Linked DNA regions of Mus musculus: regions 1 and 2 are each linked to region 3. The links are chromatin contacts, found by Hi-C or POLR2A ChIA-PET in ENCODE. All regions are on one chromosome and are shown on one strand. The core of a region is the stretch at or near the end of the contact, and the rest is flanking DNA. Distances in the headings are between cores, read along the strand shown. Region 1 overlaps Vmp1 (vacuole membrane protein 1). Region 2 overlaps Vmp1 (vacuole membrane protein 1). Region 3 holds the start of Rps6kb1 (ribosomal protein S6 kinase, polypeptide 1).

Region 1 (4,034 bases), core at 1,022-3,521, 100 kb after region 3:
CATTACAAATTATTAAAAATTAGTTAGATTACATTAAAATTTAGATATGCAATAAAGTTTTATATACAATGATTCACAATAGCACATGAGGAGGTGTCCTCATGAAAATCAACAACAGGGGCTGGCTCAGCACTTAAGCGTGGCTATTACTCTTGTAGAGGACTTGACTTCAGTTCCTAACACCCACTTCAGATGGCTCACAAATGCTTCGAACTGCAAAATAATTCAAAAAATCAACTACAGATTTTGTAAAAACAGGGGTTGCTGAGATAGCTTGCCATGCAGACATGACTCAATTTCCAGAATTGACATAAAAGCATTAAGGAGAGAACTGGCTCCATAACGCTGTCCTCTGAGCTGGAGTGATGGGTGGGCGGGCGCGCATGCTCGCACACACATATCAGACATACAAAAATTAATTATGAATAAAATAAATATAAGAATTGGTAAAACTGTAAATTCCTGAGTTCCATAAACATAGATTGGTGGTTGTCTGTTAGAATGTAGTATCCATTATCTGTTAAAAGAAATACGCTTTTATAGAACAAGTTTATACATACACCAAAATTTTGCTAATGACCATATTGTGTGAATATTTTTGAATACGAAGGTTTCTAGTAAAGATTTTCCTACTGGCTTTCCTAAAATGACTCAGACCTAAAGAAAAGTGGTCACTGTACATCAAAGCTCTTTAAGGTCAGAGCGTGAATGAATTTGACATTTAAAAAGCCAGCTATAGTGATAAGGAAATATTAAAGAATACGTTCCACTGCCAGAAACTAAAAGCTAGAAGATTGACACCTACTACTTGTCCCTAACTGAGTGCACACTAGTAACTGTAAACAAATTATTTTAAAAGGAAAGTAATATGAAAGTCTTATTTATTGAAAAGATAATAAATTATTCATTTACTTAAGAATTAGCTATTTTTATTTTATGTACGTGAGTATTTTGCCTATATGCATCTATGTGTGCCTGGTACCAGAAGGGACTAAAGGAGGGATTTGGATTCCCTGGGACTGGGGTTGAACTACCATGGGGTGCTGTGAACCAAATCTGGGGGGTCCTCTGCAAAAGTAACAAATGCTCCTGACTGCTAAGCTATCTCTCCAACCCCCTAATTTATATTTTTCACTTTTAATTGTGTGTGTGTGTGTGTGTGTGTGTGTGTGTGTGTATGAGCAAATGAATGCAGGTGTCCAGGGAGGCTGGAGGCATGGGACTGCCCTGGAACTGCAGTTCCAAGGAGCTGTGTGATACCTGTTGTGTGTGCTAGGAACCAAACTCTGGAAGAATAGGAAGCACTCTTTTTTTTTTTTTTTTTTTTTTTTGGTTTTTTGAGACAGGGTTTCTCTGTGTAGCTGGAACTGGAACTCACTTTGTAGACCAGGCTGGCCTTGAACTCAGAAATCCACATGATCTGTCTCCTGAGTGCTGGGATTAAAGGCGTGTGCCACCACGCCCGGCTAGGAAGGACTCTTAACTGTGAACCATTTTATCCAACTACTCCTCTCCATGCTTGTTTACTTATTTATTTCATTTTGTATATTAACTTGTTTTTAAAGAAAATTTGTTTAAAAATCTACTTCATCATCTTACTTTTTATTTTTAGTCTTTGCTTTTTAAAAAAATTTAATTGCTAATAAAACAATATTCAAGATTTAAAGCACTGAACATTTTAAAAAGAGTATTTTCATTTTGTCTTTCTTTTAATTTTTTTTTTTATTCTTTGGCAAGTTCATACATGAATCCTATATATCTAGGTTACATTGGCACCCCAAAATTCAGGCACCCTCAATTAGGTTTCTTAATGTCATATTTAACCACGAAACTAAGGATATAATGATATCTAGCAAACCCAATATTTAAACGGTAACGCAGTCAGGCATAGTGGGCGGGAAGCAGGTCACTGAGGCTTTGCCAAGAGTTCTAGGCCAGTCGGGACTACACAGTGAGATGTAGTTTCAGAAACAAAAAAACAATACTTTTAACCTGAGAAAAGACAAGAAAGGCATATGATGGCAGTAATTAAAAATGAAGAAAATCCAAGAGTTTGACTGTTCTTTTCTTTTGGCTACAGATACAGCTGGATTTTTAAAAAAGGGACGTGCATATGTGTGTGTGTGTGTGTGTTTGTGTGTGTTGGTTTGGAAGTGGTGGAGCTAGCTGGTACAACCCTTGCCTGGCAAGCCTAGGTTCCTTCCAACTCTAGGCTCCCGGCTGTGGGAGGCAGACACTTCCATTCCAAAGCAGATTAAAATACAAACCAAATATATCACACCATAAAATATACTTCTTGGATATAGTTTTAACTTTAAAAGAGTAAAGTCTCACCAATTTTAGAATTTTTCCCCTACAGATGATTGTTCAGGGGGCCTGCCTCGCATGAAAGCATAAGGCCCTGGCCACTCACATAAAGTGGGCATGGTGACTCACACCTGTAATCTGGAACTTAGACAGGACAGGCAAGAGTACAGGAAGTTTGTTTATTCCCAGCTACTTAGCAAGCTCCGGAACAACCTAGCTGGGCAGACTACATAAGGAGTTTCTGACCAGGGAGGGTCACACAGCAGGACCCTTTTTGTTCATTCAGTCAAGAGTGTACATTCTTCCCATAGCCGCACTGTGAAGTCATGATTACTCAGCCTGGAGGCTCATGCGCTGGTTTCCAGACAAAATGAAAGCTAAGGGGCCTGGCTAGCAGTTCAGTACTAGCCCTCGTTCATTTTCACAAGCCTATTAGTAGCCTACATCTGGATATTAGGTTAGACTATACTTACTGATAGGAAACCTTGCAGTTCTTTTCAACTTTACAGTCTAATTGTTCCAAAGAACAAACAAGTGTTTTGAATAAAATAATTGATAAAATTACATATATTCCAGTCCTCCTTATAGTGCTGGGACCGAACCCGTAGCCTCACACACGTGATGCAGGTGCTCTATCACTGACTTATCTAACAACCCCCAAGCATAAAACCATCTTTTAAGTATACTTTTCAAAAAGTGCAAGCCTCACTACAATGTATTATATGCAAGTCCTATTTTAGCTAGAACAAAGAAATAAGTGAGCCAAGCCAGAAATTATAGAGACAGGACAGGCAAGAGTGAAAAAGAAAAAAGAAAAAAAAAAAAAAAGGTTACCTGGATATAACCAGTAACAGAAAGCAGCCAGACTGAAGGAGGCAGAGGGAAAGCCCAGGGTAAGATACACATCTTAATGACCAAGGAGGAAAAACCCACCAGTGTGATACACAGAGGGCAGATATGGGCTTCAGGAAAATAATAAAAGAAACAGTGGACAAATTATTGTACAGGTTTTATGTCTAGGTAAAAAAAAAAAAGACTTTTTTTTAATCTTTTTTTTTCTTGTGGTTAAAAAAAGATCTAGGAATAAAATAAACCTTAATGAGAATCAATTAAAAGAAAATAATAAAACATAAACTGCTGGTAAGAAAAGCATTACAGTCAAAATGGCAGGACTCAACTGCAAAAAAAAATCTTAATCATCAGAAGAAATCAAAAATAACACCATCCAAGGAGAAGATAGGGTTAGACTTACAATCAGAAATAATTGGAAGAAAAGATAAAGTTACTTTTATAAAACATTAAAAGTATGAAGTAAAATATATGTGAACTAGAACCCATAGCAAATACACTTCAAATATAAGATGAAGTCAGAAGAACATTGGAAATGCAGATTTCCTTCTTTATTTGAATCCTTAATGAGGTAAGCAGCTGTTAAAGCGAAGGCTGGTCTGGGCACAAAGCTCAGTTTACACATCTTGTGCAGCGGTCTGAAGCCCTAGGCTGAGTTTCTAACAACAGGGAGAAAAAAAAGAAAAGAAAAGAAAAGAAGAGAAAAGAAAAAACACAACCAACCAATCAACAACAGCAAACCACTTGAGTTGGGGCTCAAGACCTGCGCAGAGGTAAAGTGAAGACAACAGAAGCACGAGAGAAAGAAAATAGACAGAGAGCACGTACGCTTGCCAACTCACCTGTATCAGCACAACCCTTACAATTTTCTTTTAAAC
Region 2 (3,849 bases), core at 173-2,672, 77 kb after region 3:
TTGTTCTAATGTTAGTATAATACTAAAGTTGTCAGTCTGAGATAATTATAAATAATACACAGTGGTGACACATGTCTTTAATCCCAGCATTTGGGAAGCAGAGGTAGGTGGACCTCTGTGAATTCAAGTCTATAGAGTAAGATCCAGTACAGCCAGGGCTACCCTGTCTCAAAAAACCAAAACCAAACCAAACCAAACCAAACCCAGTATCTCCCACAAGTACTATTACTATTACTTTGGATGGGGTCTTACTGTATAACCCAACCTTGTCTAAACCTGTTGGGTCTTTATGCATCACCCCCTAAGTGTTTGGATTACAGTAGTATCCTAACCATGTCTGGCTTACTCTAACTTAATACTCTTTTTGTTTTGTTTCCAGGGGATCTAAGACCTTCCATTGACTTCTATGACACTTGCACACATACATGAATACACATACTCAAACATACATTAATAAAAATAAAACAAATTCCTTTTAAAAAATGAGGCTGATGGTTTTGTTTCTTGAAACAGGGTCTCACTATGTAACCCTGGCTGCCTCAAATTCTCCATGTAGACCCAATCTGACCTCAAACTTACAGAGACCTGTTTACCTCTGTCTCCTAAGTGCCGAGATTAAAAATGTGTCCCACCACACCTGGCACAGCTTAAGAGCGCTTGCTCTCTTTCAGAAGACTAGAGTTCAGTTCTGTGAACCCATGTTAAACAGCTTACAACCTCCTGTAACTTCAGCTCCAGGGGATCTAAGACCTTCCATTGACTTCTATGACACTTGCACACAGACATGAATACACATACTCAAACATACATTAATAAAAATAAAACAAATTCCTTTTAAAAAATGGGGCTGATGGTTGAATCCGTAAAGCACTTGTTGCATAAGGTTTTTAAGGTTTGTATCTAATAATTTTATTATGGGTTGGAAAAGATTAAAATACCTTTTTGTTTGTTTTGTTTTTCAAGACAGGGTTTTGCTGTGTAGTTCTGGCTGTCCTGGAACTCTCTCTGTACACCAGGCTGTCCTCAAACTCACAGAGATCCACCTGCTTCTGCCACACAAGTGCTGGGATTAAAGGTATTTATATTTACTACTACCGCCCTGCTAAAATACATCTTTAAAATGACATTTTAAAGAGTCAGCTCTCTTCACCATATGGGTCTCAGAGATTAACTCAGCTCACCAGCCTTTATAGTCAGCACCTGTACCTGTGATCTAGCTCACCAGCCCTAAAGTCATTTCACTGTTCTTTTATTTATAAACAAGTTAGTATAAATACTCACATTCGAATGGAATCAAAGAGAAATGCAGACACACACACACACACACACACACACACACACGCGCGCGCGCGCGCGCGCACACAGTGGCTGGGTATGGGAGGATGTGTACTTGTAACCTTGGTTTACCGTAGGGTAGGGCAGGAGGACTGCAAGTACAGGGCTACTGTGGACCACACAGGGAAAGAGCCCCGTCTCTAAAACAGCCAAGGCAACATATACCAGTGAATCTTCTATGACAGTACACAACGGTCAGTGCAGGGAAAGGTCAAAATTATTCAGATGAGCTTAAACACTTAAAGCTTTGAAAACTAAGCTATGAAACAGCCATAGACAGAAAATGTAGCCTGATACAGAAGGAGGGTATTGAGCCTAGCAGCATACACCTCTGATCCCAGCACACGAGGCAGAAGCAAGTGGGACTAGGGAAAACCGTGGCAGAAAAAATATTAAGTGAGGCCAGCAGGAGCCTACAGAGCAAGCAAGGCTATACAGCAGGACCTTGACTCAAAACAAAAACCAAAACCACAAGGGCAGATAAAAGTAATGCAACCCATTATTTTATACAATTAATAATATGTTAACTAAAACACACATAAAAATTACCAAAGACATGGGGATAGGACAAAGAAACGTTAAGTATAGACATACATTTCCTAATGATGAAGATATATTTTGAGAAATGTCTAATTGGTCAATTGCATCATTACATAATACAAACACCACAGAATGGGTTTATTTGATGACACCAGGTGATATATTCTTATGGAGCAACTATTGTATACAAGGTCTGTGGTGTGTGGCTGCATACTGCTCTGTGTGTGTGCATGTGTGTGCATGCGCACTAAGGAGTAAGTATTTAAATATCAAGTCAGCAAGACTTTAAATGCCAAGATTAAAAACAGGAAAAACGGAAAGAAAACTAATAAAAAGCATTCCTATAATGCCTAACAAACAACCCAAAACAAATAAAGTCAAAAAACAAACCTTCCAGCTCTCTCATGACAAATCACATCCCCTAGCTAGTTGAAAATCAACAAAGCTTTGCTATAGAAATGAGTGTTAATAGTTATTCCACTGTCCTTCCTACTATTTATTTCTGAGCCTGAGCCACAACTCCCATGAGGGCTTAGCAATTAGAGCAGGGAGAGGGCTTGCATTTATTAGCAGTATGGTACTGATATAAAAATCATCCAGCAAAAACACAGAGCCAGATATAGCCTGACAGTCCAAGTTTCAATGAAAGGGAACTTTCTAGAACATTTTACAAAAGGTGTTTGAAATACTAAACCTACAAAGCAACCATCTGTAAACCAGCTAACAAGGGTAACATAATGCTTACCCACTGTTCACTTCTGTTCATACCGTAAACAGGTGTGGAGAAGAAAAGAACAAAGCAAACACAAAACAAAACCATTCTACTCCAATTTCCAAAGCAAACTAAGAAGAAAACCTTAAATATTACTTACTGTGCTTTCTTACTGACTGGGTTGTATTAACCTCTTAGTTTTATTTGAAAATCAGATGGTTTCAATTAGAATTGCTTCATCATTAAAACAAACAGAATTTTAAAAAAATTAAATTTCACAGAAGACTTTTCCTTGTGTGTTGTTGACTCTTTAAACATAACAGGTATTATTAAAATTAAATGTTAACTGAAAAAAATTAAATTTATCTTGTGAGTTAAGGAGTACGGGAGAACATAATTTTATATGTCTAGAAAACTAGACATTTTCTAGTCTCTCCAGAACGTTTTCTTCAATGTGTATTTTGTTGTAAAAAGATAAGCAGGAGAAAATCAGCACCCATGTTGGGCTTGTGATTTCAATTCCAACTCCAACATTCTCTTCTGGCATTCTCCAGCACTTCAACCCATGTGTGTACACATATGCATAAATAAATAATAAAATAAGCCTGACTGAAGATGACAAGGTTAAATCAGAAATGAGCATACAAGTCTTGCATGGTGGTGGTAAACGCCTGTAATCTTGGCATAGGACTAAATGAGCCAAGTTTCAGAAGCCAAAACAAGGGCTAGTGAGATCCACTCGGTGTGTCAGAGTGTACAAGCGCTTGCCGCACAAACCTCATCATAGGAGCTCAGCATCAGAATCCCACTGTGGACTGAGAGTTGTCCTCTCAGTGCCACCCACTGAGGCATAAACTGCCATACAGAAAAGAGCAGGACTCAGGAATAGACTAGGAGCAGACAGACAGCCTTCCTTCCCAGTGACCATCCATTCTGAGACTTGCATCAAGCCACAACTATCTTTCAAGTTCCATTAATGCTATACAACTGAATAGAAGAAGAGTCAGAAAACCAAGAAACAGTCAAATCTGGGAATGGGAGTGGCCAAAGGACAATTTAGTATTAAGAAAAAGTTTCTTGAGACAACAAAAGAAGCCATGAAAAATTCTAAGTCAATGTTGAGTGTTCAAATGACAACTACTGAACATTAATTTTTTTAGATTTTATTTCGTGTGTATGGATGCTTTGCCTGCATGCATGTCTGAGTGCCATATATGCACCAGGTGCCTCTGTTGGCTCTCCCTGGAACTGGAGTTAGACAG
Region 3 (3,578 bases), core at 442-2,941:
AATTAAAGTAATCCTGTGTGTGCTTCAAATTTAGAACTCACCACATCTGATTAAAAGGCTAAGTGGAATTCCACATGAAAACATGAAATTAAAAAGTGCGTGTAATACCCACATTTAGAACTCTGAAATTCTAACTGAGACTCACTTGATTATGAAAAGAATAATCTATGTGGGCCCACTTAATTTCCTAAAGTGTTCAAAGTCCTTTATACATAGCATTTCAATAGTTTGCCAGAAGGGCACAATTTATTCACTAAAGGAAAACTGGGGGTGAGAAGGAGACCCCATGTAAATACAGCAACTATCTAACATCAGCCATAAACCCATATTCTTCTACAGATGACTTAAAGACATTTAAAGTCACTAGGAGGTTATTACTGATGACATTTGTCCAAGATTGGTTATTTAGTTTGATGTATTTTTTTAACCCTTGGTGTAAAATATGTACGTTTCAGTAAGTATTACTGTAGAAAAAATGGTATACATAAATAACAAACTACTAGGACAGCAAAGGTAAAGCCAAGATGTGCACTAGAAAAGCGACTCTAAATTTAAACTTCAGCAAGGAAAACCCTCACACCACTATTCACAAGTCTCGGTTCAAGCAATTTATTTTTGGCGAGACAAATCACAGCTGTCAACGCTTTTTTTCCCACCCTACAATTACATAAATTATTCTGAAAAAAAAATATAGACATCTTCAACTTGAAGGGAATTAACTTACAAATGCCGTGTGTCGTTATGAATGGGGGTTTTTTTTTCCTTTAAAAAGTCACACGGAAGGGGGGTTAAAAATAAAAGGCAAACAAACAAACCCTGGAAGATGCAGCAGAGCCCCCTTGCTCCCGAAATAAAACTCCTGGTGGCTGTCACAGCAGTGCTACTCCCGACAGAAGTTTTCAGCTGTCACTTCTAACAGCTGAGCGCTTCCTAGGAGAGAAGCGACAGGCCGAGAAGAGAGGTGGTTGTGGGGAGTCTGAAGATTTAAGGCTTGCAATCTTACACTCCACAGGGAAACCCTTCCGCATCTCACCTGCACTAAGGGGGACACCCCAACAAGATCGGCCCTCCCCACCCCCAGCACACGCTCACACCACCCGGGCCGCACTCAAGCCCCACAGCTCCAGAAGCCGACCGCGCGCCTTTTCTCCTCGGCGCTCCAGAAACACATTGCTCCGGGGCAGCGCTCAGCTAGGGATCAGGGCGAGCCCTGCACCTGCGCGCCCCGCAGAGGCCTCACACCTAGGGCCAGGTCCGTCCGCCCGCCCGCCCGCTCCCCGACTCGGCCGCGCGGCGCCTCAGCTCCTCCCGGAGACCGCTCGCGTCCCCCCCGGGTCTCCACGCCCTCGGGCACACCAGGCTTCCCGGGCCCACGCCGCCACCCCGGCCCTGTCACCTCGCCGCTGCCCCCCCACCCCGCCGCCCATACCCCGGGGACCCCGGGCCTCACCCCCTCCTCCAGCTCATCCTCAGAGCCTGCATCTTCTGGCTGGTCCAGGTCTATGTCAAACACTCCTGCCATGTCCTCAGCTTCCCTGTGTCGGAAGTCAGGCGCTAGGTAAAAGCCGTCCCGCCTCCGTCGTCGCCTCATGGGCCCGGACCCGCCGCAGACTCCACGGCTGCTGCCGCCATCACCGGCTGCTTAAGCTCAATGCGTCTGCGCCTAGGCCCCAGACTGGCTCCTCAAGTTCAGCTCCGGCGCATGCGTACAAAGTCTTCTGAAGCCATACAGTGGGCAGCGGACATGCGTAGCATTAGCTCCCGGGGCCAGGTACTGGCAGGAGCATGCGCAGAACACCGTCCGAAGCCAAGCCGGGAAAGTACAGCTTGCGCGTTTCTGTCTAAGGCGTTTGCCGGACACGGAGCATGCGTACCATATCTGAAGTTGATAAATTGAAATTGAACATGCGTGATTAGCCTTCCTAAATAGAAGAAGGGAAACGAGGGTCGAAAAAAGACAAGCCCTCAGCAGAGCTCTTCGCATAAGGAGCGAGCGCATTTATTTGTTCTAAGTAGTTTTTTTTTTTAAAGTATTGAAAGTGAGCATGCGCGTAGTGAGAGGGTTGGTCTTCTGAAGTTTGAACCGAACTGAAACTGCCGGTCGCAGAGCTGTCAGTGAGTGTGGGGTTACCGGGGAGCTGATAGGGAAGAAAGGCAAAGAGAGACTCTTGTCTTTGCTATTTGCTAATTCAGTGGCTTGGAAAAGTTACATAACCCTTCGGTAACTCAATTTCCTTAACTGTAAAGTGAGAATAGAATTACCTACAATGCAGTCTTAGACGTTAAGTTGAAAATCTGGTTCACAAGCCTCTGCTCCTTTCCGGGGCTACATAGACTTGATGTGAAGCACTTATCAAAAATACTCTTTTTAAAATAGTCCCTGTTCTCCGAGAGGCTGAGGCAGAAGGATCATGTGTTTCAAGTCAGCCCAGACTAATTAGACAGTTTCAGGCGTAACTGGGCTACATAGAGAGATGTTGTCTAAAAACAAACAACGTCGTTTAAAAATAATAAAGATTTAGTTTCATATTTTATCTGGTCTTTCTCTAAGCTCCAACTTTGTTTTTCTTTCTTTTCTTTCCGAGACACGATCTCGCTATGTAGCTCTGGCTGTCCTGGAACGCACTGTGTAGGTGCAAACTCACAGAGATCGGTCTGCCTCAGCCTCCCAAGTGTTGTTGGGTTGAAAGGCTTGCACCACTATGCCTGGATCCAACTTTATGCTAGTTGGTTTGGTTTTTGGTTTTCAGAGACAGGATTTCTTTATGTGGCCCTGGCTGTCCTGGAACTCTCTGTGTCCTCAAACTCAGAGATCTGCCTACCTCTGTCTCTTGAGTACTGGAATTAAAGGTATAGCCACCATGACTGGGCTTATTGATCTTAACTGTGCTTTCCGGGCCAGAAGACGGTTGGTGAGAAAACAGAAAATTAATGTTATTGAATGTTCTATTGTTGAGCTAACTTCTGATGTCCATGTAGTGTGAAATGTATACAAAGAATTCCTTCAGGATCATATTTCCTTTAGATTATTTATGTGTGTGAGTATATATGCACATGTGTGTGAATGTGAGCACTTATGCAAATGCACAGGAGATGAGGGCATCCAGCTCTCTCTCTCTCTCTCCCTCTCTCTCTCTCTCTCTCTGAACTTGGGGCTGAGTTTTCTCAACCAAGTGGAAGCTATCCACAGTGGTCCTTCTGTCCGCACTGGACTTGCCTCTGTAACTACAGGCCTGCACAGGACTCCTGGCTTGCTATGTGGGTGCTGCTTCTAGGCTCCGGTCCCCGTGGCTACACAGCCCCCACAACCAACACTTTTGTTATGGTTTATTTGTTTTCTTTTAAAAGTGTACTTGGGACAACAGTGAATGTGAATCATATTTTGGAAACCATTGAATTGTATGTGAATGAATTTGGGCCAGTGAACCCTAAATCCCCCAAATTATAGAGTGAGGGAATTTCTTGAAATGACTAGATTCTTAGATGGGGACAGGAAATTTGAGGAAAAAGGTGTGTTATTCCAAAATTTCACTGAGGTCTCACCATCTGAGAATCGGGATTCTAGTTCAGAGGACTGG

The links. Hi-C counts contacts between places; a loop is a spot of excess contacts on that map. ChIA-PET counts read pairs that join two places held with the same protein, here RNA polymerase II (POLR2A).
Region 1: POLR2A ChIA-PET joins it to region 3 with 13 read pairs in Patski. The contact joins the enhancer-like site here to the promoter of Rps6kb1 in region 3. A Hi-C loop is called at or near these places in 1 of 37 maps with a recorded cell type or tissue (T-helper 17 cell). POLR2A ChIA-PET finds 5 or more read pairs at or near these places in 3 of 5 experiments (Patski and embryonic stem cell).
Region 2: POLR2A ChIA-PET joins it to region 3 with 11 read pairs in embryonic stem cell. The contact joins the enhancer-like site here to the promoter of Rps6kb1 in region 3. A Hi-C loop is called at or near these places in 1 of 37 maps with a recorded cell type or tissue (T-helper 17 cell). POLR2A ChIA-PET finds 5 or more read pairs at or near these places in 3 of 5 experiments (Patski and embryonic stem cell).

Annotation. Positions count from the first base shown.
Region 1 is chr11:86,644,110-86,648,143 of GRCm38, forward strand. The region is part of intron 5 of Vmp1 (vacuole membrane protein 1); the gene reads right to left. Among named protein-coding and RNA genes, the nearest start is that of Gm51914, 33 kb to the left of the region's middle. Within about 2 kb of position 2,272, at least 1 of the 3 ENCODE cell types and tissues checked has a DNase peak (open chromatin) inside an H3K27ac peak, as active enhancers do.
Region 2 is chr11:86,619,967-86,623,815 of GRCm38, forward strand. The region is part of intron 7 of Vmp1 (vacuole membrane protein 1); the gene reads right to left. Gm51914 (a long non-coding RNA gene) reads left to right here. Exons shown (of 3, transcript XR_003949749.1): 3 at 380-476. Among named protein-coding and RNA genes, the nearest start is that of Gm51914, 8.5 kb to the left of the region's middle. Within about 2 kb of position 1,423, at least 1 of the 3 ENCODE cell types and tissues checked has a DNase peak (open chromatin) inside an H3K27ac peak, as active enhancers do.
Region 3 is chr11:86,543,116-86,546,693 of GRCm38, forward strand. It overlaps Rps6kb1 (ribosomal protein S6 kinase, polypeptide 1), which reads right to left and starts at 1,692. Exons shown (of 15, transcript NM_001114334.2): 1 at 1,451-1,692. The coding sequence starts at 1,591. Tubd1 (tubulin, delta 1) reads left to right here and starts at 1,876. Exons shown (of 9, transcript NM_019756.3): 1 at 1,876-2,115.